Linked DNA regions of Homo sapiens: region 1 is linked to region 2. A link is a loop called in an ENCODE intact Hi-C map of the cell type or tissue named here. Cell type or tissue: breast epithelium. All regions are shown on one strand. Links, peaks and the distances in the headings refer to the core of each region. The heading gives the core; the rest is flanking DNA.

Evidence for each region. A loop is a pair of places that touch in the nucleus more often than their neighbours do. Peaks named below come from ENCODE experiments on the same cell type or tissue, not always from the same donor. Only the 100,000 strongest peaks of a DNase experiment are listed, where the experiment ranks them.
Region 1: a loop joins it to region 2, with 34 times the contacts of the local background. A loop is called at or near these places in 2 of 110 quality-filtered maps.

Annotation. Positions count from the first base shown.
Region 1 is chr4:17,082,923-17,094,156 of GRCh38, forward strand. No RefSeq gene overlaps it. Among named protein-coding and RNA genes, the nearest start is that of LINC02493, 98 kb to the right of the region's middle. RefSeq lists a silencer at 4,654-4,840 and an enhancer at 10,252-10,341. In breast epithelium, for the core only: no CTCF peak of the experiment used is centred there; no DNase peak of the experiment used is centred there.
Region 2 is chr4:17,183,841-17,195,074 of GRCh38, forward strand. It overlaps LINC02493 (long intergenic non-protein coding RNA 2493), which reads right to left and starts at 2,217. Exons shown (of 6, transcript NR_125919.1): 1 at 2,011-2,217. In breast epithelium, for the core only: no CTCF peak of the experiment used is centred there; no DNase peak of the experiment used is centred there; H3K27ac peaks cover 2,085 bases.

The sequences.
Region 1 (11,234 bases), core at 1,798-9,797, 100 kb before region 2:
TCTGTGCTTCATAAGATTATCACGGGTATGAAGTGATTTTACGAAGTCAAGAGTCATTTTAAAACTTTGATGGATTACACAAGCAATAGTTGTTACTATATAAGAAATTTCCACTCAAATCTGTAACTCCTACCTGACCTTTTCTTTTCAACAATGGTTATACATTTTTTAAACATGCAATATAGTTATTATCCTTCTAGCAACAAAATCAGTGAGGGCCAGCATGTGAAGTTCTAATAAATCCTGAACTCAGTGTGTTCTAATATGCACTGAATTAGTTTTTGACACACCCTCTCCCAATACCGTGTGATGTAAGGGTTGTGATCAGTCTTATAAATTTTCATATCATACGCCTAAGTGGTGACAGAAATTCTAAGCCTACCAATTCATTTGTTCAAAAATTCATTTGTTTCTCCAAATATGAATTTAGAAGTGTGCTTCCTAACTGGCCTTTAAGAAGCTGTGTATCGGCTGGGTGCAGTGGCTCACGCCTGTAATCCCAGCACTTTGGGAGGTTGAGGCGGGTGGATCACGAGGTCAGGAGATCGAGACCATCCTGGCCAACACGGTGAAACCCTGTCTCTACTACAAAAATACAAAAAATTAGCTGGGCGAGGTGGCGAGCACCTGTAGTCTCAGCTACTCAGGAGGCTGCACCAGGGGAATGGCGTGAACCTGGCAGGCGGAGCTTGCAGTGACCTGAGATCGCACCACTGCACTCCAGCCTGGGCGACAGAGCAACACTCCGTCTCAAAAAAAAAAAAAAAAAAAAAAAAAAAGAGCTGTGTATCTGGCTCTGGAAAAAGTTCTACTCAGTCTCATCACAGTGGGGCTCAAGTAGTGGATGTGATTTATTTTGTGTTGGTTTTCATCATAAAGCCCTGGTGTTGAACTTTAGCTTCTTTGATTCAATAATGATAATACTAACGAATGACAATGATTATGTTATTTTTAAGGCTTCTCTGGAGCTATGTATTTTAAGAAATTAAGGCAATTTACATGTTTTATACTTGAAATGATGGTTCGTGACCTCACTATATAAGGCATTAGATATAGCTAATTATTTGCCTGTGTTAGAATCACCTTATTTTGATATAGAAAGCAGTCTTTTTTTTACTTTGCCAGATTTTAATTTTTTTCTAAAATTTCAGTAATCTCATTATTAATTTCCAGACAGTAAATATTAATTGCATAACATTAAATACACAAAAAGTATGAAGATATTTAATAATATTTACAACCTTATTTTTGATACTACATGTCAAAATTGTTGTATATGTCCTTGCAAATAAACACACACACGCATACACATTTTTAAAGTGAAATGTATATTAAATATTTCACCTGGGACATTTTACAAATTTTTCCCTGTTTTAAAACAAATGCCTATTTATTATAAAAAATTTGAGAGGACGTTTAAGATGTTTTTACTCATTAAAGACATCTTAAAGAAAGTAAAACAACAAATTACCAACTGCAAGAATTAATTTGTAACACAATTAATTGATAAGTGACTAGAATCAAGAATATATAAAGAGTACATAAAAAGTTCCTTTAGGCCAGGCGCAGTGGCTCACGCCTGTAATCCTAGCACTTTGGGAGGCTGAGGCAGGCGGATCACAAGGTCAGGAGATCGAGACCATCCTGGCCAACATGGTGAAACCCCGTCTTTAAAAAAATAAGTAAATAGCTCCTTTAGATACAAAACAAAAAGACAAAATACCCTAATGAAAAATGGATTTTAAAAGTATGAACAGGAACAAAATAGGAGCAGAAATACAACAGGCTAAAAAAGAAAAATACAAACAGATGTTCAATCCCCATAGTAATTAGGAAAATGTAAATCAAGATTAAAATGTAACTTTACAGCCAATTGATTGAAAAATAATGTTTTGGACAAATTTGTGATGGACAATAATTTAAAAAGTTGGAAGAATATCAAATTTTGAAAAAAATTTGGGAAGAAGTTTAAGATGTTTTTACTCATTAAAGACATTTTAAAGACAGTAATAACAAATTCCCAACTGGGAGAATTCATTTGTAACACAATTATTGATAAGTGACTAAAATCAAGAATATGTTGATATTCTTGATATCAATGGCACAAATTTTGGAGACAGAGAGGGAGAGGAGAGAGATTTCTGTCCATTATTAATTACCTAGTCTCAGGTATCCTATTATAGCAGCACAAAATAAATTGATATACCTTCTATGGAAAATTGCCTCAATCACATCCCTTGCGAAGGGACACAGCCAGTGTTTTTGCCTTTATAGCAGGGGCCATATTCAGTACCAAACAATCACTCCTCAGCCACGATAATTTAACTAGAAATGATCACCTGACTCACAGTAAAATAACAGGTTGATAATTCAGACACTCTGATTTTAAAAATACGGCAGCAAATTCTTTGGCACCCTCCTATAAAGAAGACAGAGGTCATCTATGCCTCCTCTCCTTGAATCTGTGCTTGCCTAGCCGAAAGAATATAGCAGAAATGATACAATGTCAGTTTCCAAAGGGAGGCCTTCTGAGGTTGTAACCTCTACTTCCTCTCTTTTGAAATGCTAGTCACCATGCTGCAGAGAAGCACAAGTAGCCATGTAAAGAGGCTCATGTGGGAAGGAACCTAGGCCCCTGGCCAGCAGCCTCCACTGAGCTCCCAGCCAACAGCCAGTACCAACTTCCAGGTATGTGAGCGAGTCATCTGGGCTATGGATCCTTCAGCCCCATTTGAATCATTTCGGTTGATACCTCATGAAGCAGAGATAAGCTGGACTCACTGAACCCTTCCCAATTGCAGAGTCACGAACGAGTTTTGGGATGGCTTGTTACACCGCAACAGATAACCAGAATTCCTAATTTCTCAGGCCCCACTTCTCAGATTTTTTAATGTGGCCTGGCCCAAAAACGTTTCAGGAACAGGGAGCGACCAGTCCCATTAGATTCCTATGATTAGGAATTTAAATTAGAAAAGATGGAGAAATAAGTGTTGGCAAAAAAGAGAAGTTAGAAGTCCACCAGGATGGAAGAGAGGCCATGAAGGGAAGAGGAAGTAAGGCAAGAGAAGCCAAGAGAGAACTGAGGGAGTCCAGGTTAAACCCTGGCCTATGCTGTCATGTGACTATTTACATTAAACTTCCTCTGCATAGACAAAAACATGGGTTTTGCTGGTAGTCAGCATATTAGAACTCTCAAAATAAAACTAATCCTGAGCATCACCTAGTTAAGAGAGAAAATGACTTATCATTTCCCTCATCTGGGATTTATGAGTACCTCTGGAATTACCAAAAAGTGACCAAAAATTTTTTAAATGAAGACAAAGTGGCTCACACCTGTAATCCCAGCAATTTGGGAGGTAAGGTGGGTGGATCACCTGAGGTCAGGAGTTCAAGACCAATCTGGCCAAGATGGTGAAACCCCGTCCCTACCAAAAACACAAAAATTAGCCAGGTGTGGTGGCAGCACCTGTAATCCCAGCTACTTGGAAGGCTGAGGCAGGAGAATCACTTGAACCCAAGAGATGGAGGTTGCAATGAGCCAAGATCATGCCACCGCACTCCAGCCTGGTCAACAGAGCAAGACTCCATCTCAAAAAAAAAAAAAAAAAAAGAAGACAAAGAAATTTGTCTTGATTTACAAAAGGACAAAGAAAAAGACAGAGTTTGATGTGGATGTGTGTATTAGTTTTCCATTGCTGTTTAGTAAGTTACCACAAACTCAGAGGCTCAAAACACCACCAACTTATTATCTCAGAGTTTCCAGGGGCATGAGTCAACTGGGCTCTCTTCTGAGGGTCTTACAAGGCTGAAATCAACGTGTTGGTCAGCCTGCATAACTGGAACTACCATTTCTTCCTAGTTGTACCTGGGGACTGCTCTCAGGTGGTAGTCACATGTGCTCCTCCATTGGCTCTCTCTCTCCACATGGCTGTCTACTTCTTCAGGACTAGCAGAGGAACCGCTTATACTCTATACCTTTTCCTTCAAGAAGAGAACAATGTCTTTGAAAGGCTCACCCAATTAAGCCACACTCAACCAGAATAATCTTCTTTTTGATTAACTCAAAGTCAACCCATCAGGGACCTGAATTACATTTGCAAAATGTCTTCATTTTTGTCACATAACCTAATTATAGCCACAGTCTTGCCCCACTCAAGGGGAGGGCATCATATAGAGCATATACATAAGGGGTGTGGACAGTTTAGGGGCCACCTTAGAATTCTGCTTACCACAGTAGGGTTATCAGGTATAATTATAGGATGCCAAGTTAGATTTCAATTTCAGATAAACAACAAATAATTTTTTAGTATGCTTGCTTCCTGAACTTAGCCTTCAGAATGTTCTAGTGCCTACAATAGGGTCATGAGCTCAAATGTTCCTAGGGGGCAAGAAGGTGATGTGAGTAGAGAGGCCAGGTAGGAACTGTGGCCGACTTAGAGGCTCATGCCTCAGGTAACGGAGGCCACAGCTCTGCAACTGCAGCTGGCTGTTGCCATGAGGACTCACAGGCCAAGTGGCAGGAACTTCTGATGCTTTTTCAAGAGATAGTACTTCAACTTGAATTTCTACATGAAGTGTTCCAGGGATGACCGTTAATCCAACATTTAAAAACAAAAACATTTTATGAGTTACATAAAACACATTTATGGAATATATTTTGGCCCATGGAAGCCAGTTTGCAACCCATAATCTAAGATCTGCAATCCTTGAGACTTTGGTTCCTCCAGGATGCGGGGAGGGCTTCCCTTGGTCCTGCTCATGACACTCTCCTGTCTGAAGCCCACAAAATTTATATCTCTTTGTACTCCCATCTCACTTAGCCACTGAGCTTCATCTCTAAAACAAAATTGATTTGCCACATCAGAAAACTGATTTACAAGTCCTCTACGGCAGCCCTAATGCCAACAAATCAAATGCCAGATTTACAAATCCTCCGAAATGCACAATAAATGCCAAATAAAAACTTTCAATTTACCAATCTTTATTTGTAGGAAGCATAAATCAGAAATGGGATGGAATGGCTCCTGGCATTATTACGATTAAGTTTTGAAGTCCAGATTTTTTTTTACTTTACATTTCCTTTCAAATTTGATCTTCTCTTTATGAGTGGACTTCTGGTTTTAATGACTGTGTAAAAATAATAGCCTTAGTTGCAGCTTAGAAAAGATGTTAGGCCAATGGAGGCTTCAGTTGGATATTAAAGCCCACAGTATTTTTAATTTGGGGAATCAGCAAGGCCTTTGGGGGTCATTTCTGGCCAGTGTTTTATTCGCCAAGAGGGTTTGCTGGACACAGGCCTTGTGTAGCCAGGAAAGGCCCTAAACATCCCAACCCAAAGTCTTTTACCTTATTTGGTTTGTTTTTTAGTGGCATTTAATACTCTCTCCAATTTATCATGAGGCTTGACTTTAAGATGCTTTTTTTCAGAGAAGTCTCAATCTTTGGCTCAGAAGCCTTTGAAGACCTGACTTCTGCCCAAGACAAACAGAAAACATTAGAAGTGATGGGTGCTCTTTGGCAATTGTCAGCTCTAGGTAGTGATGAGGAAGGTATTGTGTCTGGGGATCATGGTGCTGGAGCTTTGAACATTTCTGCCTTTGTTCTTTTCATCATTAACAATGGCTAACACCACCGCATATCGGTTGATACGGTTTGGCTGTGTCCCCACCCAAATCTCATCTTGAATTGTACCTCCCATAATTCCCATGTGTTGTGGGAAGGACGCGGTGGGAGATAATTGAATCATGGGCATGGTTTCCCTCATATTGTTCTCCTGGTAGTGAATAAGTCTCATGAGATCTGATGGTTTTATAAGGGGAAACCCCTTTCATTTGGCTCCCCTTATCTCTTGTCTGCTGCCATGTAATATGTGCCTTTCATCTTCTGCGATGATTGTGAGGCCTCCCCAGCCATATGAAACTGAGTCAATTAAACCTCTTTTTCTTTATAAAGTACCCAGTCTTGGGTATATCTTTATCAGCAGCATGAAAACGGACTAATACATTGGTAATCACCATGATACATGGCAACCTATGATATCAATAAATACTGTTAAAAGGAAAGAAAGTGCCAGACAAAAGAGAAATGACGAGCTCAAAGCAGGCCTTCTCTAAGCTGTCATCTTAGGTAGCTCACAGTTAAAAGCACATAATCTCATGGCAGAGGGATCACGAAGAGCACCTAACCCGGCTTCTTTGCCTGTATGTCTATGTCCCCATCAACTACGCAGTGGTGGGGGAAAGGAGCAGCTTCGGGTGAGACTGAGAGACATGAAGGGGCAATTGAAGCATTGGGATTCTTGGGGTGAGGGAGGAGCCATACAGGGGTGCAGAGAAGGGAAGGTGTCAACAGGCAAGGCAGGAGGTGTGTTCGGAGCAGTGGGCACCATCCTCTCTAGGATGAAGATCCCTCCCTTTGGTAAGGGGGTCAGGGGACACTTCTATCTAAAAAAAAAAAAAAAAAAGAATCAGAAGAAAGAAAAGAAAAAAAAAGAAACTTAGAGCGATGTCTCTTTATTCAGAAATCTTAATAAAAATTTTAAAAGCCTATAAAATATACATATAATCTGTTCCATCTAAAGTTAATCCTTGTATGAACTCCCTATTAAAGGACCTTTTGGTAAGGGGGTGAGAGGACCCTTCTATCTAAGAAAAAAAAAAAAAAAGAAACCTACAGCAATTTCTCTACAATGCAGAAATCGAAATAAAAATTTTAAAAGCCTATAAAATATACAGATAACCTGTTCCATCCAAAGATAATCCTCGTACGAACCCCCTATTAACAGACTATACATAGTAATGGAATATAACATTATATATGATATTATCATATCATACGCCACCACAAAAGAAAAGTTGTTTTGTTAGTGTTTATTGATTGTGAAAATTCAAAGTGACAAACAGTGAGGAGTTTGAGACCAGCCTGGCCTACATGGTGAAAACCCATCTCTACTAAAAACAAAAAAATTAGCTGGGTGTGGTGGCACACGCCTGTGTGGGAGGCTGAGGCAGGAGAATTGCTTGAACCCGGGAGGTGAAGGTTACGGTGAGCTGAGATCACGCCACCACATTCTAGCCTGGGTGATAGAGTGAGACTCCATTTCAAATAAAAAAAAAAAACAAAACTACAATGACAAGCAGCCATGAATTGAGCATCAGTGCACATTTGGAGTGTAGTTATGCACGGCTCTAAGGAGTTTAGGCTATAGATCAAGTTTTGTGCACATCTTCTTACCTTGTAATATCTCCCCTCCCTTAACCCATCCTACAAGCACTCAGTTATTCCACTCACACAATCCAGTGCTGTGCCAGCAATACATGAGTGAAATCATTTAATACAAATATTTCCCATGCATCTACTATGTTTAAGGCATTTTGCCCAGATGCTGGGAATGTACTTGTAGGGAAAAAAAATCCGAGCAAAATACCTGTGTTCCTGGAGCTTGTATTATAGTGGGGAAAACGTCACTCAGTTGTGAGATGTTTCACATGTGATTTTTGCTAAAAATAATTATTACAAGTAATGGCAAAACCACAGTGACTTTTGAACCAATCTAACAATTTAAAATATTTGCAATTTATTTATTTATTTATTTATTTATTTATTTATTTTTGAGACAGAGTTTTGCTCTTCTTACCCAGGCTGGAGTGTTGTGGTGCAATCACGGCTCACTGCAACCTCTACCTCCCACTTTATTTCTTTGGTAACACAACTCTCACTGCCATTTTGAGTTTGCTACCTTGGGTGAGAAAGGAGGAGATGGAGTTATGGTTACCATTTAGGAAAATGTAGATAATAACCCTGTGCTTTTCCAAGGTAGAGTATCACATATAGGAACATTCTGTATATAACTCTCTGTTATAACTGACCAGAAAAGAAGCAAGGATCACTGCTTTGTGGAATTAATCATAATGGGTTGTTCTGTGGGCAGACATGGTACCCACAGAATGAGCCATGGACCTTCTGCAAATACCTACTGTTGCAGTTTCTGAAAGTAAAATGATCTTTACTGGTATTGAGGAAGGAGAAAATGAACAGATATGACCAAGCAGGACTCTAGAAAGCACAGCAAACCTTCATGAGGGTGTCTCTGTGCTTGGCTCCAGAATACATATACATATCACCTCTCCCCATACCTGATGGGAGCTTCTGACTGAGGGAAAAAAAGAAAGTTGGCTGAGTAATCCACAGACACAGTACAATATGTCCAGCTCACAGTTGAATCAACTGTTAGTAGAAGGGACAATAATCACTTTGCAGAGTCTCACGAAGGGGGTGACTACTGTAGAGTAAAAATGGTCTGTCCAGCAAAGAAGGAAGTGAAAGAGCATAATTCCAGTAGAAGGAACTGTATATGCAAAGGCACAGAGCCTAAGGGATCACGATATGTGAAGGGTGCAAAATCCCTGGAGCCCGGAGAACCAACTGGAGTAAGATACAAGGCCAGAAAGGTGATCTGGGGCCAGATCAAGAAGACCTAAGGCTATCTCATCTTGGGATTTAATCCTGAGGGCTAGTGCTCCCAAAAAAGAGCATGTTACCCTTGTTGGCATAGCAGATCATTTTAGAAACATTTAAAAATCATTGTTTACTTATTTTAATTTTCCTTCATGTTCAATGAAGAAAAAGCAACACATCAAAACTGAAATGTAATGAAAATTATTGCTTAGGACAAGGGCAAGTTTAAAATAAGAGTACATTTAAAGAAAATATTAAAGAAAGCATTGTAAAGATGGTACATGATACAGCTAAAAATATTGTAAAATGTGGAGGCAAATAGTGAATGTTTGAGAAATAATCCTGCTAGAGTTAGACAGGTGAGCAACCGGAATGACATGACTAGGTCTGCAGGGTGTTGTTGTGCACTGTGATTTGCCTTCCAAAGATCACCCAAGCACCAGAGCGGAGGTTGCACTAAGGTAAGTAGAGGACAGTCTGGAACTCTGATTTGGGAGACCAAAGAGTAATCCCAGAAAAAGACCTTGAAGACTGGAACTACAGCAGTGACAGTGTTGATAGTGACGGAAGGACACATTCAAATATGCTCCCCCTGCTTCCTTTCAAAGTAGAGCACAGCCTGGCACACAGGCAGGAAATGAGAAGGAGAGATGGCTTTTCCCCAGATTATTATCATTTATGCTTCCTTTCCCAATGACTGGTATTAGAATTATAACGTCGCGTGATAGTGATGTTTTCTCCTGGTGTCCGGAAGCTGCAATCTAAGTGCTCATAAACATCTTTGGGAATGGATGAACAGAGAGTATGAAAATGGACTTTCTGATTTAGTCATTACAGCATCTGTGCTGAACTGTCAGCCACCTGCAACTGGCCACATGCAAGGAAATGCCACTTTGAAGTTCACAGTCACCATCAAATATAAAAAAGAAGACAATTTATACCAGGTGGGTTGATGATTGTTTCAATCCCCAAATTTTCCTCCTTGGTGTTCATCTTTATTCTCTCTCCTATCAGCACCCCAACTTTCCTCCAAAAGCCACCCTTTCTCCACTTTAATCCCTGAGTTTAGGTGGTCTTAACACCCTCCCTTGCCTTTGAGGTGGACACAAATCTCAGGTTTGGCCTGGTTCACAAATAGGCACTTGGTACAATCTCAGTAAAGAAGATTCAATCAGCACTATGTGCTGGGACTATTTGATAAGGAAGCACTTTGTCCATTCCTGATATTCAGACCTGAAGTTCAGGAGGGCCACTACAGGGAAGGAGAATGACCCTCATCCAGAAAGAAATGGACCTTTGGGAGGTAAAGACTCTATATCCTCATGGCAATTTTTAGCCTTTTGGATATGGTTTTTCTCCCTAGACTTTTCAGTTTTGTGAGAAAATATTCCCCTCTTTTTTCCCCTCAGGGCAATTTGAGTTGGGTGTCTATCACCTACAAACTAAATGTCAGTGCACAGTCAAGCCCAGCTTAGTAAATCAGCATGTAACTGGGATGGGATGGGGGAACAACAGTGAAAAGGAGGCAAGCACTGCCAGGAAGAGGCCAAGGGGCTCATTCTGATTCATCTCTAAAAATTTAATGAGGACTTGCTATGTGAAAGGAAGTGTATTGGACAAGGTCGGGTAGGGAGTAGGAATGTAAAGACTTAAGAAAATGGTCTGTGTCCTTAAAATTATTATCCTCCCTTCAGGTTGGAGTGTTACCAGTGTAAAGCTTACAGGGCATAGGTGAGTTTCTACCCTGCCCTAACTCTACTGACCTTTAGGAAACAGGATGCCTGTGGTCAGAAGTTCCCCTTCGTGGCCAAACCAGTCAAGACTTGTGAGATCTAAGACAGCAGCTCTCTTGACCTAAGAAGAACCTCTAACTTTGTTATAACCTAATTTCCATGCTAAATGACACTCCCATAGTACCATGACAGCTGACAATCACCATGACACTGACCAGAAGAAACTATAAAAAGACAAAAAGGAAAGCAGTACTCTGGTTCCCAGAAGTTGTCTGCCCATTACCAGAAAAGATATGAATATCCCTCCCCTTGTTTTTAATGCCCAGCCCTTTCACTAAATATGTCCTATATTTCTGGCTTCCCAGCTCTCATGAGCTGAAAGGTTGATTTGGGAGCTGAGCTCCTGCCTCTCAATTCCATGGCTGTGGAATAAAATCTCTATCACTCAATGCTCACTTTCAGTTTTGCATATTGGCTTCACAGCACTGAAAAGGGAAATATCCCATTTTGGGGAGGACTGGCTTCGTTGGTAACAAGAGAAAGGTCGTGTTACCTCTGGACCTTGCCTCTACCAAAGCACGCTCCACTGCCACCTTCTCTCTTACTCTCTACATGAGATGCTATCTCCAGTCTCATTGAGGAAGTCCACACCGTCAACCAAAAGCTCCCCTAACATCCTTCACGTTGTATGAAGGATGCATTGTATCCTGCATTGTATGGAAGGTTTTAGAGCAGGGAGTGCTGCAATCAGATCTCTGCTTTTTGAAAAGTCACTTTTGAGACTTAATTTTGGCATAAAGCATTGTATGAATTTCCTGATGACTATTTTTTTTCCATTTCTGGGCAAAATTAGCACTCAGGAAATTATTTTTCTATGTATATGTATAAAATTATTTTTGTGTGACATGTTAAAAACCCTAAAACTGAAAGGGCAACATGCAGTTTGAATGAACTATGATGACCATTCTCACAGCCTTTCCTCTCCTTGTAGCCTCTTTCCTACTGTGCTTGTCCTTCTGACAATTGCACTTTGAGTGTGACATG
Region 2 (11,234 bases), core at 1,113-9,112:
ATACATTGAGTATTAAAGTGTTGTACCAATTTTATCCTCACCATCAATATGAAAGTAACCATTTCCCTTCACTCTCTTAAAAATTGGATAGTGTCACTCTCTGTATTTTTTTAAACCAGGCTTTAATGTCAAAGGAAAAAAAAAAACTTCTAGGAGATATACCTAATGCTAAATGACGAATTAATGGGTGCAGCACACCAACATGGCACATGTATACATATGTAACAAACCTGCACATTGTGCACACGTACACTAAAACTTAAAGTATAATATAAATAAAAAGAAAAAAAAAACTTCAGCTTTTGCATTCTTCCAAACTCAAAACCAAGGCTGCTTAGTCTTCACGTCTTTTCTTTGGGTTCTATGCTCCTTTACTAGTCTGTAGCAATGTAAGGGACACTAGGCCAATGGCTCAAGGATTTAACACCAAATCCAGTTGTGCTGATGATCTTATTTGCCTCCTACCACTCTCTGCAATTGAGCTATGAGCTTAAGCATTCATCTGAGATCCAACTTTGACCAATGGCTCCCTTAGCTTATTTCCTGGTGGCAAATCCTCTGAGGATCTATGTGGGTTGAATAGTGGTCCCTCAAAACATACGTTTATGCAAAACCATGAATGTGACATTATTTGGAAAACAGTCTTTGCAGATATAATAAAGCTAAGAATCTTGAGATGAGATCATCCTGGATTAGGATGGACCCTAAGTCCAATGACAAGTATAGAGAAAAGAAGGAGAGAAGACACAGAACGAAGAGGAGAACACACAGAGCTGAAATCCAGGGAAGACAGGCAGAGATTAGATTTTTGCAGCCAGAAGCCAAGGAACACCTGGAACCACAGAATCTGGAAGAGGTAAGGAAGGACTTACGAGAAAAAAATTACTGTTGTTTTTAGCCACCAAGTTTCTGGTGATACTGCAGCCCTATGAAAGTAATGTAAGACCCTACAAAAAAGTTCTATTCTGAGTGTTTCTCAGTCACTTAAAAATCCTGGTGACCAGCTCTATGACACTTGCCTATAAAGAGGATTTTTAAGTGACTAAGAAACACTCAGAATAGAACCTACTTAGACTTTATCCTATTCATTAGGCAAACATTTATTGAGCACCTACAATATAGCAGGCCTTCTTGTGGGTACTGGGTAAAAACAAAACTGAAGAAGACATAATCCTGTAACAGACAAACAAATACCTACTGTGCAACCTACAGGGCGACTGTAGGCAGAGAGAGTGGGTTGTGGCCATGTCATAGAGTACCATATTGACAGAGTTAAAATCTTCGCCTTTATCCTGTATATAATGGAGTACTTTAGAGGGTTTTAGGCAATTATTACCCACATCCCCAGGCTCCTCTGATACTAAACTTCTCTGACATCTACTCCAGGGCCAGCCTGGACATCTGCCTGTGACCTGCAGTGGGACTCTCCTGGTTTTACATCTGCCTGCCCTGACTTGCTCTATGACCACACTAAGTTCCTGCTACTGTTCATTCTCCAGGCCTCCATAGTCACAGTCACTGCCCCAGAGTAAACAGCTAGTCCGGTTCTGGCCTCACCTGATTCACCAACTGAGCCCAGGTGCACTACATTATTATTTATTTATTTTTTGAGATGGAGTCTCGCCCTGTTGCCCAGGCTAGAGTGCAATGCCGCAATCTCGGCTCACTGCAACCTCTGCCTCCTGGGTTCAAGCGATTCTCCTGCCTCAGCCTCCTGAGTAGCTGGGATTACAGGCGCCTGCCGCCACACCCAGCTAAGTTTTGTATTTTTAGTAGAGACAGGGTTTCACCACATTGGCCAGGCTGCTCTCGAACTCCTGACCTCGCGATCCACCCACCTCGGCCTCCCCAAGTGCTAGGATTATAGGCATGAGCCACCATGCCTGACCAGTGTGCTACATTATTAATTTATTCATTCATTCGAGAATTATATGCTTACTATCTACTATTTTCCAGTCCCTGCTTGTACAAAAATGGGTAATATTCAGTCTTTGCCCTTAAGATGCTTACCATCAAAATGTCTACCTAATAGTCTCCTCAGGCTGCCATCACAAAATGCCACAAACTTGGTAACCTAAACGACAGAAATTTATCTTTTCACACTTCTGAAAGTCAGAAGTCTAAGATAACAGTGCCAGAAGAGTTAGTGTCTGATGAGGTCTTGAGTTGTAGATGGCTGCCTTCTCCCTGGGCCCCTATATGGCCTTTTTTGTGCACTCAAACTCCAGTTCTCTTCCCCTCCTTATAAGGACATTAGTTCTATTGGATTAGGGTTCTACCCTTATGACCTCATTTAACCTTAATTACCACCTTAAAGGCTGTGTCTCCAAACATAATTCCATTGAGGATTAGGGCTTCAACGTATGAATTTAGGGGTTTGGGAGCATGGTGGGGACACAATTCATTCCATAACACCATCTAAGTGGAAAAGGCAAATATGTACACATAATTGCCATGTGATGAAACAAATAACATAAAGGTATTGGGTATTTCTGTGGTGAAGCATCTAACCTATCTAGATGGATCTTTAAAGAAGACATAGTTACTTAGGTGGACCAGATGGAGCAGGGAAACCCAGGCAGAGAGAACAGTTTTTGTAAAATGCAAACATGAAACAACATGATCTGTTGAGTAGATGGCAAGTAATTCAGGATGGCTGAGATAGACAGAGAGTGGCTTAGGGTATCATGAAGACAAGACTCAAAAAGCATGCCATGTCCTCATGGAAGCCCACCCCACTCTTCTCATCTTCTGCCACAACCTTTTTTCCCATGCTGTAGTCACTGTGTGTTCCTTCCTCACCCCAATCAAAATATTATATCCTCTGCCTCAGTCCTAGACACATTTAAAATAATAGCCTCTTATATTTTGCATAGTACTTTACAGTTTACAAAACACCTTTACTATATCATTTGACCCTCATAGCTGCCCAGTAGAGAACAAATATTATATCAATATATACAGTGAAACCAATATTCAAATAGTAATCATAATAATAGACTTGCCCAAGATCAGAGGACTGTGCTATGGTTATTTTATGGGTAGAACCCAGACCTCTGCCTGGCGATCTAGTGTTCTCTCTTTGACACTACCTGCATTTTTCTCTGCTGTTTGCTTCTTGTGCTGTAATTCTCCGGTAACGCTTCTACATTTTGACAGAGCTTTCTGGAAATAATGTGTTAACCAACAGAAAAAGCTCAGAGTGGGAATGTTGGGCCTGGCAAGATATTTTTTTGGCCTGGCAGGCCTGTCAAAGCCCATCGAATCACACATTTGCCTCACAAAGGGCCAACCCAGAGCAAAGCCCATGGGGACACTTCGCCGAGAGGAGCAAATTAAAGCACTTCCAAGTCAGGAAATGCCAAGCTAGACTTTTCTATGGTGTTAACTTGCTGGCCCAAAGTACACCAAACAGTAATTTACCTACAGCCTAGCTGCAGAAAATTCCTACCCAGCCTAGCTGGAGGTAAATCCTTCTCTGACTGTACTTTTGTCAGCGTTGCCAAGGCAACAACTCTCACCACTCTCTGGTCATTTTTAGTTTCAATGACAAAGTTTGCGTTGACTTAGCTGTAAGTCTGATGCAGAAAACTTTTACTCACTGGAATGCATGAGGAATGGGTTCCCTAAGTTTTCAACAAATCTGAGACTACATTGTCCCTTAAAAATATTTGTCCACCATTTTGGATAGTAACTTCTCTAAGATTCTTCTCTCATATCTATGTCTTCCTCATACAATCTATAGAGCATAATTTAATTGATTTTTGAGAAGATCCTTTTGAAGAGTGGCCTTTTGAAAACACAAATTTTATTCCAACGTGAAGTTTAAATTCTTATAAGTTTGGGAAAGTGCCTTTCACCATTCACCCGTCTACCTTTCCAATCTCATATGTTGTTGGTCTCTTCCCATTCACTAGAGGAACACCGAATTAACCATTATTTTTGGAAGATTCACAGAACACACCACACTCTTTCTTATGTCTGAGTATTTATACACAAGGTAGCCCTTCATTCTTTTCTCTGCTAAGAAAATTCTTATGCAGCCTTGACTATCCAGCTCGACAACCACATACACAAAATCTTTCAAATGCTCCTCCTAGCCACAGTCCCAGAGCATTTTGTACATAGGCCTTTATTGCAAGAATTTATGTGCCTGACTCCCTTACCTCATCTTTGTACCCTAATGTCTAGTTAGCACAGCCCTGGCCTCATATAGGTGCTAAATACATAGTTAACATTATTACCAAATAAACAAGTACTAAACTCCATCAAAAATACCATTGACTTGGTGTTTACTATGTGTCAGACACTATGATAGGAACTTTCCATGTGTTTCTCACTAGTTCTCCTAACAGCCCAGTAAGTGCAGAGCCTGAAATCAGACTCAGCTCTCCTATTCCCCAAAGGCAGGCTTTTCCTCTATCCTACGTGGCACAGCACATTCTGAACAAATCAATGTACTAAACTAAAAGCACGGGGGTTGTTAATCAATTGAAGAGTGACTTGTGGCATCCATGCCATGCAGCAGTTAAACAGCCAAGGGTCAGAGCAGGCTGCAGGAGGTCAGGACCCAGGGTTTGAATAGGCAGAGGGTTTGAGCAGGAATCAGATGCAATATGCAGAGTCAAAGGAGAAGCTGTCGCTGGAAAAGTCAAACAAATCTAAAACACACTTGGAGTCACATATGCAAATGTTTACAGGGCTAGGAAAACAAGGGAGAGGATTAAAGCAAGCCACATCACTTCCGCTCAGAAATCTTTTTCCTTTTCACTGAATCCCATGGCCCTCTGGGTCTTTCATTTGACCACTTTGGATAGTAATCTACGTACAAGACGTAATTTACATTCACCTTCCTTCCACTCCAGGAAAAACAATAATGCCTGCATATGGAAAATGGCAGCTGACACTGGATCACCATGCGGAGATTATCACTGGGAGATATTGACAGGCTTGATTCCAGGAGGGAGGTGAAGTCTGGAAAATTATTTCCAGATGGTGGAATTTTTAAAAAGAAGCTGGAAAGTTGCATTATTATGAAAGACCTAATTTTTAAAAATCAGAGCCATATGCAAAAATGTTTAAAATATTATGTGGGATCCAGCCAAATCTTCAACTTTATTGGACCTAAACATCAACTGGGGAGCTTGTTAAAACACAGATTATGGGGCCCTATGCCAAGAGATTCTGGTTCAGTTAAGTCTTGGTGGGGCCTGAAAATGTGCATTTTTAACAGGCTCCCAGGTGAACTGATGCTGCCAGCCCAGAGATCACACCTGGAATAGCACAGGGCTAGACACAAGTAGTACCAGCTCCAGTATTCTGGCAGCCCATTTGGCATCTCTGGTCTAGAGATTTAGAGAAGGAAACTAGGAGCAGGAGACAGCCAAGTAAACCCTGGTCCTGGGATAGAAGTTGTGTTATATACACTTTGATGCTTCTCTTAGAAAAGGTGTCTTTAAGTAATATGGGTAAGATAGCAGACCTCCAAAAAACTTCTACACCTTGGCCTTGGACTAGGAAGAATTCAAGGATCCACAAGGTGCATGTAGAAATTTGTTGGGAATCAGACAGTCACAAACATAATTGGTAAATGGGATGGAAGAGGAGAGAGCTAAGGACCCAACATAATTTGGCTTAGAAAAACAAAGACCAAGTGGTGACTCACTAACAATCTTCAAGCACGAGTGGGGAATTTAGGGGAAGACGGTGAACAGCTGTTTCTGCTTCTGCTGGGGCTTGGCTAATATAACCGGAGTTTCCAGAACAGCAGGAAGGGCTGAAGTAGAAAAAGAACTCCAGTACCTGACAGCTGTGAAAGATAGTCATTGATTGCCATGGGGGTTCCATCTTTCAGGTCTTTAAAATCGGATAAATGATAGCTTCTTAAAACATTCAAAGACCCCCCTCTCCCTGTCAGTGTTTCTCAAAGTGCAGGACGCAGGCCACAGCTGGTAGAGAAGACATTTGGGTGCTGCACAGATAATGAATTAAGTGACTTTGGCTCATAAAAGGAAAGAGGTATTCCCTTTTCAATTGCCTTTCATTACTAGAGTGTGTCAAGGAGAAAGTCTACATGAAGTGCTGTCTTTCCCAACTCTCTAACACTTGCTGGTCTCCCTTTTAACAGACAGGAGGAGGTCTTAGCTGCATCATGTTACACAGGCAACAGCATGTGTGAGGACTGACTGTCATTGTTTTGTTTCACGGTATTTAACGGTTTTCTCCCTGCAAAGTAATGCTGGTTTTCCATTTAAGGTAGCAGTAGAAAGTTTCCTCTTTCCAAATCTGTGCACCCTTGCAATGAGACTTTGCAAACTTGCCTACCAAGAGGAGACTCTGAGAGCAATCAATAAATTAGAAAATCAATAAATTTAGGAAGGCAAAGTCCACGAAATTATAGAGAGATATCAAGCCAAGGATACTGTATTAGTTTGTTTTCATGCTGCTGATAAAGATATACCTGAGACTGGGCAATTTACGAAAGAAAGAGGTTTAATTGGACTTATGGTTCCACATGGCTGAGAAAGCTTCATAATTATAGAAGAAAGTGAGAAGGAGCAAGTCATGTCTTACATGGATGGCAACAGGCAAAGAGAGAGCTTGTGCAGGAAAACTCCCCCTTATAATAACCATCGGCTCTCATGAGACTGTCACAAGAGTGGCACTGGAAAGATCTGCCCCCATGACTCAGTTACCTCCCACCAGGTGTTTCCTACAACACGTTGAGCATTCAAGATGAGATTTGGGTGGGGACAAGCCAAACCATATCATATACTGATGGATGATGGCCATGGCAAAAATTGGCATATGGTAGGTGGAAGAATGATGTTTTAGAAACACGAATCAAATCGAAGCCTCCCTTTTATGAACAAGAAAACTGAAGTTCAGAAAGTCAAAGGACATTCTCAGTTCCATGCAGCATTTGCAGGTGAAGCTGAGACTAGAGACAAGCTTGGTCAGGAGAGAGGAAGCGGGGAGGTGGAGGCTTCCATCAGCAGCACCTGCAGCATCCTTCTCTATAGCACAGCTCCTCATCCACTCCACCTGTGGTACATGAAGCCCTGAATGAAACGGACCAGTTTTCACTCCAGTGCTGTGGCCATCTCTCTGTGTGACTTCACCTGTGTGAGCATCTCTGTCAACAAAGTGAGACTCTAATTCAGGTATCACTTGGGCAAAAAGTGAAGTACCACACACTAACATCCCTAAGTAAACTCTAAAAGGTCTCAAAATGGAAAGTGCAAGAAATAGAAAAGCATATTCTACTGCTACTTCTCAAAATCTGATATTAATATGTCCTGATAATGGTAATATGTTAGTGGCTGAATATCAATTTTCTCATTAACTTTATCCTGCTTTGAACAGAAAGAAAAAAATAAACATAGCTTGCAAACATTTTATTTCTTCCTGAATTGACTCTCATGCATAAACTATTATTCAGCAGTGGCCTAAATTATATAATATTTTCACAGAACTGTAGGTTTATTTCTTTCAAGCATATCTCGAGGCTTTCCTCATTCAGAAGGCAAGAACGTTTCATAATTAGCACACAAACATGCGTTTCAACAGAAATAACCTTTCATTATGTTGTCTGGAGTGAAATAGGTGTTTCTAAGGACTTAAGAGCAGACTTTATTGTTTAAAAGATATATATTCTCCTTGAAATTGGGTTCAAACTATTTTTTTGTTTATTAATCCATCTTTTAGATATTGCTAATAGATGAACTTTACCCCAGGCCTTCTCCAAATAATCACAGATTCCTAACGAACATGACCAAATTAGCAAGTTTTTACTATAAATATATTTAATGAGATTTGGTTGATTTGAATACAGTATTTTTTAAAATTAAGATTAATAAACTCTCAATTTCAGTTTAATAAAGAAAAAAATGCATTTAATATCAGCTTGCCAGAGATATTGCAGAAATGAGTGATTTCTATCCTCTGATAATGCAAATCTGTAACATCCATCCTATTGCACAAATACATCATTCAGAAAGGTAAAGGTTGCTTCCAGAAATAATAGTTGTATAAAGGTGTTCCAACCCTCAGTAAATTAAAGATGCTGCCTCACTCCTACTCTCCATGCTGAACAGAACACTGGAGGAACCTATTAATAGCATCGTTAGTTTCAAGGAGGCAGTTTACATGGAATTTGGATCTTAATGTACAGAAATAGATACTCATCTACTCTCCCAGCAATGCAACAATCTTAATGGAATAATATTTTCAAAATGAAAACTCTGCCCTAATGAAAGTCCCCTTTTTCATGAAAATAAGGAAGAGATATAACAATGTCAAGGCTCTTCATTTACTTGAATGATCTCATAGCCTCACCAAAAATGTATACTTAAGCCCAAGGATTATTTTTTAGAAATAATAATGCTAAACTAACTGCAGAATATATTTAGCTGTAGATAATACAAACCAATAGACACTCAAACATTTTTTCTAAAAATGAAACTTATAAATATTTATTTTAAAGGGTCAACAGTGTAAGTTTTTGTAGCTTAAGCAAGTTTAATGCCACCATGTAAAATAGCTGAAGTAAAGAGATTCTGTATATTTAAACCTGTAATATGTTAACATCATTAGCTGAATTTTAGAATAGCAGACTTTGTTTTCATGTCCCAGAAACCAATTTGGTAGTAAACTAAGTTGCCCTTGGGAAGGGTGTGTGTGTGTGTGTGTGTGTGTGTGTGTGTGTGTGCGCGCGCGCATGTGTGTGTGTGTATGTAGTGAGTGAATAGCTCTCTTCAAGTATCTGAAGAGCATCTTAAGAAAGACTGATGGGATTTATTCCTTGTGGAACAGAATTAGAATGTGACTCACACTCCCTGGAACTGTGTAATATGAAGCCTGTACAACTAAATGTGGTGACCCTGGTCCAAGAAATGAAAGGGATGAAAGCTTGATGGTTCCAAATATGGAAATTGACCTCTCCTCCCAGAATCTGTGCACCTTTGCAATGAGACTTTGCAAACTTTCCCACCAACTGGAGGGACCTTTTTCCTCAGTCTTTGAACCTGGAATGACCCTGTGACTCACAGAGTCTCAGAGTGATATTGTGCCAGGTCCAAGCCTAAGCCTCAAAAGCCTTTGCACACCTTTCCTCTTGTTCCTAGAACGCTGCTGCTGTGACATGAATGAGTTCAAACCACCCTGGTAGAGAATAAGGGACCACAGCAAGGACAGACCAGCCATTCCAACTGATGCCATCCCAGACCAGCCAGACCCCAGCTGATCTTCCAGCTGCCCACAGATACATGACAGAGCCCAGCCACAATCAGCCTATCCTGGCCTGGTTCAGCAGAACCCACCCAGCCCATTGACTCAAGAGCAGTAACTAATGGTTGTTATCTTAAGCTAGTAAGAGTTGGGGTGGTTGTTTATGCAGCAAAATCTGTTATCTTCCATGATGAATTCAAAGCTAGAACAAGTGTTGCACTTTGAGTTTTACAACAGGTAGATGGATGGATTTGGGGCATTGAACCTTAGAAGAAACAGGGCTAACTGTGAAAGAACAGAGTGCATCCCTGAGGAAGTAGAGATGCTTTCCTTCAAATGGTCATCTGGCTTGTGCTGGTAGCTGGGCTAGTGAGATACAGTAGCAGCCAGCATGAAAGAGACTTTCCTCCGTGTGGTCCAGCTATGTCGGCAGGACAGAGAAAGGCCTGTGCTTGCTGCACAACAGTGAGAAGTCACTGTAGAGAGGAGGTACAGGAAGTGGGCTCTCCTTGCTTTGGGGTTGGAGTTGGATGGACATCCTCTGTAGGCTGCTTAGGCTCTCAATGATCTCAGGAAGGGTCACGAGGGCCCCAATTCCCCAAGAGAGCCCACTGTTCTTCTTGTCAATCAGATAGATGAAATTAAAGAAAGTTCCAAAGTAATTTGGATTCATAGAAATGCTCACATCTCAAATATTAAAGACCTATCCATATATGCTACATCAAAATTAAACATCACTTTGTGTGTCATTTAATACACACACTGTATCTTGAATCTGTCTTGAGTAATATTCATATTATTATTCTGCCTTTCTTTTGTTTTGATTTGCCTGATATAAATTCATTAATCTTGTTTAAAAAGTCTGTAATGTAATATGCATTTTAAAAAACATGATAACCAGGCACCACTGCCAGAGTTTAGGTCCAAGGTGGGGCCTGAATGTCAGCACTTAATGTACCACGTAATGTTAACGTACAGCCAGGGCTGAGAACTGCTGATCTAGAACTTTCCCGTTTATCCTACCCAATGCACAAAATCTTTAGCACAGATTTACTTCTCCGCTGCACCACCATATCCCCCAGGTTTTCTTGAAAACACCTGGAATTTTATTTCTTCAAGATTTGTTCTTTTTTTTTTTTTTTTAACATTGTGCTTCTCACCTTCTGGGAATACTTTCCCTTTCATTTCAGCCTCAATAATAACAATTATTTAGGCCTAATTATGAGTTCAGCTGGCTCCTTTGCTCATCAGTGTGTCTTCTATTCAACCTCCCCTTCCATGGAGTTTATGAGTCAATCAAGATACTTTCAGCCGCCAGGAACAGACCTCACTGTCCTCCCTCCCCATCTCACCCTACAGCAGTGGTTTGTAGAGTGGGGGCATTTGGTATTTCACAACTAGAAGCCTGGCCATAGTCCCTGTTGGTTAATCTAGCAGCTCTACCATGTCATCAAGGCACCAGGTGTTCATCTTTCTGTTCTGCCAGGCTCAGCATACCAATGAGCCCTCTTATGGTTTTAAAATGGTGACAGTGTTTCCCAGTGTTATTTGCAGACAAATAGCATCTGAGACAGAAAAAGATATTTCCTCCCATAGGGCTTAAGGAAAACTTTTTCCAGAAGCACGCAGTGTTTTCTAGAACCTAGAGATAGATTCTCCTCTCCCATCACTGGCAAGGAGAATAAGATCACCATGCCTGGCTTAGTCTAACCATGATTCATTCCTTGTGGCTGAAGAGGGGCCAGCCTCTCCTGTACACGTCTATCTGGTACTTAGACAAAATTCTGAATTCTATTAGCAAGAAAGAAGGGGCTGTTAAAATAATGATGTTTCTTATAATACATGTAAAAAATTTTAAATTTATTTTGTTGTGTTTTCTCAAAAGAGATGCATAGATGGTAAACTTTTTTTTTTTTTTCCTGAGACGGAGTTTCGCTCTGTTGCCCAGGCTGGAGTGCAGTGGCACGATCTCGGCTCACTGCAACTTCTGCCTCCCTGATTCAAGC